2 separate regions of the Homo sapiens genome follow, and region 2 is linked to region 1. The links are chromatin loops, found by intact Hi-C in ENCODE. Cell type or tissue: PC-3. All regions are shown on one strand. Each heading gives the region's core, and the rest is flanking DNA. Links, peaks and the distances in the headings are about the cores only. Region 1 overlaps LOC105375518 (a long non-coding RNA gene). Region 2 has its middle 33 kb from the start of BPGM.

Region 1 (2,919 bases), core at 209-2,708:
CTGACAAAGTGATCTGCCAACATTGTAGACTCCTGATGGAGGCGTATCATCTACTTTTCCTCATGGCCATTTTCTCTGTTTAATTGCCTCATTAAATACAAATGAGAGCCAATGTTCTTATCAGAAGACGCAAAAATAAAATTCACCCTTGAGTTAACCTGATGACCAATGACTTCTCATATACCTCAAATGACAAATGTTAGTAACAAAAACACCTGCACAGATATAGCATGATTGAAACAAGGAGGACCATGGGGCGGGGAGGGCGCATGATTCTCTTGGATGAAGCAGTGGTGCGTTCTTATTTTCTATCTTAATGAAAAATTGCAAATTCTACACTCTTGTAGAACAAATAGCATTGTGACTTATGCTTCACAATTTATGTAATTGATTTCTTGGGTTTCTGACAGTTCTATCATGTTTCCAATAAATATATTTTCCCTCCCTAGGAAGTTGGTCATACAATGTTGGGAGCGGGTGGTTAGGGGAGCCCTAATTATTTTCATTTCTTTCAATTCCAAGGCAATTACCCCCTAAATCATTTATTTGGCACTTATCAGAAGCCAACTTGCATTTTTAATTCCTTTTTCTTCCTACAAAAGCCCAGCTTCCCCAGGCAGGCATCTTGCCTTGTCCTTCTCCCAGGATCTGATAATTGCCAGTCATCTAAAAATAGAAAAATAATTTTTCCTTGATATTGATGAGAATGTTGACACCTTTCTGAAACACATTATAAAATTCTCTGCTTTCTTCCAGAGAGAAACCAGCAGGACTGGATGTCAGTGATTGCACCATGCAGGATTACAGATTGTGCTGAGTTTAGATTTTCTGCCTTCCTCCTCAGTTGTCAGGCTGCTAGCCAGCTCTTCTGCTCCCATGACACCTGCATCGAATGCCTGCCCTTTCCTTACTACAAGACCCTTTCCAGTTCCCAGATTAGAATCTGCCACAGGCTAGGAATCCCACATCCCAGTAGTGATTTGGCTCCAAGTGCAAAGGCACCTAGTGTCTGCCTTTTGTTCAGCAGCTTGGTGATGGACATATCCAGGACTCAGAGACCCCTTTCCCTCAGCTCTCTGAGTTGGAAGCTGTCAGGTGCAGAAGGGCAACATCTTACATACACAGGGTTTGGGCAGGTCTGGGCAGTGCCTGGTTAATGTTAAATAATGCAGATAAAGGAATTGTTGACATCTGAAAGTCAATATGAAAATTGTATGCACTGCTGTGACTCATGCAACTTCACTCCCAGCCCTGGTTCTCATGATTCCAGAAGTGGAAAAAATAAGGCAACTCTTTTCCTCACAATTCAAAAAAATACCTATTGAGCAACATCAGCTTGGCCCACACAAGACAATTTTTATCCCTTCCGTTAGTTAACTTTGCTTTGGCCAAAGGCCAGAAAAACCTCATTCTTTACAGGCAACCTCAGACCACCATCCTGGATCCACTTCAAAAACTAACTGCAGACCTGTGTCTTACTAGAGGTGATTTGGTAGCATTGAAGATCAAATCCCGATTTAAAAAATTAAAAAAAAAATGAACATAAAATGCATTTTTAACAATGTTTGCAGTGTTTTTCTTGTCTGCAAATTAATTATATAGGTTAATACAGGAAACTTCCCATTGCACACACACAAAAGAGCTCTGTCTAACTGAACAACCAATCTTGTTGGTAATACAAGATCTTGGGGAATTTGAGCTAGATCATCAGTGAGCACTGGAATTCTCTGTTTTAATGGATTCAGTCATCACAACACTTCATGCACACATCGCCTCCTGCAGTATCACAACCCCACCAGAAAATCTTGCTCTGGCTGAAAGAAAACTAAGAAGTAGCTTTGGTTTTACTTTGATGGAAAACTCTCAGGAAAGTTCTGTTTTCATGGATATTTACGTGTTTCACACGCCCAGTCAGAAACCACCTGAGAAGTTCACACAGTAGGTGTGCTGGTGGTGAGTATTGATGGAAAGTTTCTGCACCTGAGTTGAGTCAACAAATAAATGCTCCATGTCAACAATGGCCCAGCCCAGGAGAACCATTGAAAGCAATGATGAAACCAGCAATTCTTAGAGAAATACTCAACAGCTTTTTGGTAGCCTGAAAGACTAGGCAGACATAACAGATACTTGGTGAATTCAGTGTTGGGAAAGGGTTTTTTGGAGATCCCATGACTACAAGACTAACCACCAATGAAGTATGTGGTACCTCTGATACACTGTGAAGAAAGATGAGGTCATCGAGTGCTCATTAGGGCCAGAGCTTTTACCTACATGCATTTATTCTCACAACCACCCTACACTAGTTCTGGGGTTATTGTCGTTCCATAAATAAGTCTCAGAAGGATTAAAACCATCTGCCCAAGGTCACCCAGCAGGTAAGAAGCAGGACTGGCATTAGAACCCATGCCTTTCCTGCCGAAACTACATACACATTCTTAGGAAGATGCTGCTTTGGAAATGAAGCTTCTCGTAATACAAATTCCTCTCCAGGGGTGATATTCAAAATATTTAGCCACAGTATGACAGGGTATTGACCAATCAGAAGGGAAGCAGAAGTAAACAGTATGGACAACTATACCAGCCCTTTTCTACTGAATATCTATCTGCTCCTCCTCTTCAGCCCATCAATGTGATTTAGAACTGAGTGATTGTAAAGAAGTTCATGATGGTCATTGTTATCAAAATATTTTTTACTCCAATGAATATATATTTTTATTTTATTTTAGAGATGAGGTCTTGCTCTTTCACCCAGGTTGGAGTACAGTGGCACAATCATAGCTCACTGCAGCCTTGAACTCCTGGGCTCGAGTGATACTCCCACCTCAGCCTCCCAAGTAGCCGGGACATGTGCCATCACACCCATCTAGTTTTTTTTATGATAAAAGAAATTTATCTTCATGGTATAAAATTACAAAATAT
Region 2 (2,919 bases), core at 298-2,797, 250 kb before region 1:
CTAGCTCAAATATCTTCCAAATTCCAGAATCATATTTTGCTTACTAAAGTGCCAGAAATGCTTCTAAATGCTTTATCAATGTGAAGTGATTCAATCCTTATACTAATCCTATGATGTGGGTTCTATCATTGTTCTCATTTTACTGATTAAGAACCTGAGGGACAGATAGCCAAGGCGACGTGCCCATGTCAGCACAGCCAGAAGGTAGAGGAGCCAGGATTCAAGCCACACTTTGGATCACAGTGCTGTACTGTCTCTATGAAAAAAGGGGTACATTTGAGGCCAGGTGTGGTGGCTCATGCCAGTAATCACAGCACTTTGGGTGGCCAAGGCAGGCAGATCACTTGAGGTCAGGAGTTTGAGACCAGCCCGGTCAACATGGCGAAACCCCATCTCTACTAAAAATACAAAACTTAGCCGGGTGTGGTGGCACACACCTATAGTCCCAGCTACTCGGGAGGCTGAGGCAAGAGAATTGCTTGAACCTGGGAGGCGGAGGTTGCAGTGGGCTGAGATCACACCATTGCACTCCAGTCTGGGTGACAGAGCGAGACTCTGCCTCAAAAAAAAAAAAGTGGGGCGGCGGGAGGCACATTTTAGAAAATGAGTTTTTTAATGGGTGAGGGCAATGGAGAGGGGTGGTACATTTCAAACATTAATAAACAGTATTCACAAAGAGTAAACCATTCTACAGTAGAATTATTTTCATTTTTGATAGACTTTCTAGACTGGAAGATGAAGTGAGTGCCGCAAAAATTGTAGATGTGACTTGAACAAAGCATTTGGCAAGATATCTCATGATTTGTTTTAGAAAATATGTAATAGGCCGGGCGCTGTGGCTCATGGCTGTAATCCCAGCACTTTGGGAGGCCGAGACGGGTGGATCACAAGGTCAGGAGATCGAGACCATCCTGGCTAACACAGTGAAACCTCATCTCTACTAAAAATACAAAAAATTAGCTAGGCGTGGTGGCAGGCATCTGTAATCCCAGCTACTTGGGAGGCTGAGGCAGGAGAATCGCTTGAACCCGGGAGGCAGAGGTTGCAGTGAGCCAAGATCAGGCCACTGCACTACAGCCTGGGTGACAGCGAGATTCCATCTAAATATAAAAGAAAAAAAAAAAAGAAAATGTGTAATAATATGAACTGGATTCTAGATCAATTAGGTGAATTCACATCCAGTTGAATGACCATACCAAAAGAGTTCTGTTTAATGAATTCTCTTTCAACCTGTTAAGAGGCTTCTTGTGGCAGGTCACAGGGCTCAGTGTTGTCTCCTGTCCTACTTAGGCTTTTTAGCAATGTCTTCAATAAAGAACATCACTGGAAAATCAATCTAATTTGAAGAAGATATGTGGAGTGGTGATGGAACAGGATAGTTAATGTGCTTAAAGGCTACAATGAAGAAAATGAATCTAACAAGATGGAATTTACTGGGTATGAGAGGTCCTTTACTCAGATCTAGAAAAGCAAACAGCTCTCCAAGATCTGGGTGGGGAAGAGATGGCTCAGCAGCATCACATGGAGGAAAAAGAGGCTCAGGGGTTTCCTTTGGCTAGAAGCTAAATGAGTCAACAGCAACTTGTGGCGCTATACCAAACCAAACCAAAGAAAAACAAAACCCCGAAGAAATCCTTAGCCTGGAAAAACAGAATTGTTGCATCTAAGCCAAGAGGAAGAAGCCCTTTTGTTTCTCCTTCATTAGTCAGCTCATATCTGAGGAACTGAATGTTGTTTGAGGTATTGCATCATAAACGGACAGAAACAAACCATAGGTGTCCAGAAGAAGAAAACAGGAATGGATAAGGATGACACCATCTCATAGGAAGAATATCTGTAGGAATGGGGAAAGAAATTAATGGGAGGATATACTATGTCTTCTTTTAGCAGGGCAGGGAGGGATAGCCATGGTGAGTGTTTATAGGACAGATATTACTTACTCTGTGCCACTCTCTTGTGTAGGAAAACAACAGAGAGGAAACTTGATATTGAATATCTACTCTGTGCCAGGAAGTGGTAGTCATTTTAAATGTGTTGTTCTACTGCATCCTTCCACTAACTTTCTCAGACAACTGATGGATTTCTAACACCTTAGCAACTTTCTAATAACTCTATTCCTTCTGATGATTAAGGAATGGGGAAGCATATGCTTGTTAATGTAAATGCGGTGTTTTGATACTGGACTCCAGTATTCAACTTGAAGGTTAAGTGATCAGCTCCAGAGGTAAAGAACCCTTGGCACACAGGGTCTGACACAGAGGTATACCATTCACTTCCTATACTCAGACCAAGATCAGACTGGGATGGGGTAGTGGGTGGACTTCAGCGAAAGAAAGACTTATTGGAGGATGCCAAATTCAGAAGTGGTGCCTGAGTAACAGGGCCCTGTCTGTTCCCACCTCAACTATGCTGACTGGCAGATGCAGCAAGAATTTTGGGCTGTCTCTTTCCACTAAGTCCCTCCCATCAGAATGTACTGATAGTTACCCCAGTCACTGCTGTGCTTCCCAGCTCCCTTCCCACTGTCCCTTAGTGGAGTCTTACTCCCAATTCCTCTATCTTGAGGTTCAGTTTATAAATAAGAATTTAAATAAATTATTTTTAAAACACCAAGGGAAATATTAGAATTTCAATCAATCTTTCTTATGCTGCCTGATATGGTTTGGCTGTGTCCCCACCCAAATCTCATCTTGAATTGTAGCTCCCATAATTCCCACATGTTGTGGAAGGGGCCCAGTGGGAGATAATTGAATCATGGGGACAGTTTCCCCCATACTGTTCTCATGGTAGTGAATAAGTCTAATGAGATCTGATGGTTTTATAAGAGGAAACCCTTTTCGCATGGTTCTCATTTTTCTCTTGTCTGCCACCTTGTAAAATGTGCTTCTCGCCTTCTGCCATGATTGTGAGGCCTCTCTC

What was found. Hi-C counts contacts between places; a loop is a spot of excess contacts. Peaks named below come from ENCODE experiments on the same cell type or tissue, not always from the same donor. Only the 100,000 strongest peaks of a DNase experiment are listed, where the experiment ranks them.
Region 2: a loop joins it to region 1, with 18 times the contacts of the local background. A loop is called at or near these places in 4 of 110 quality-filtered maps.

What each region holds. Positions count from the first base shown.
Region 1 is chr7:134,367,382-134,370,300 of GRCh38, reverse strand. All of the region lies in intron 1 of LOC105375518 (a long non-coding RNA gene), which reads right to left. LOC105375517 (a long non-coding RNA gene) reads left to right here. Exons shown (of 4, transcript XR_928000.4): 4 at 757-1,564. Among named protein-coding and RNA genes, the nearest start is that of SLC35B4, 52 kb to the right of the region's middle. In PC-3, for the core only: no CTCF peak of the experiment used is centred there; a DNase peak (open chromatin) is centred at 1,330; H3K4me3 peaks cover 728 bases; H3K27ac peaks cover 2,478 bases.
Region 2 is chr7:134,612,856-134,615,774 of GRCh38, reverse strand. No RefSeq gene overlaps it. Among named protein-coding and RNA genes, the nearest start is that of BPGM, 33 kb to the left of the region's middle. In PC-3, for the core only: no CTCF peak of the experiment used is centred there; a DNase peak (open chromatin) is centred at 1,584; H3K27ac peaks cover 2,407 bases.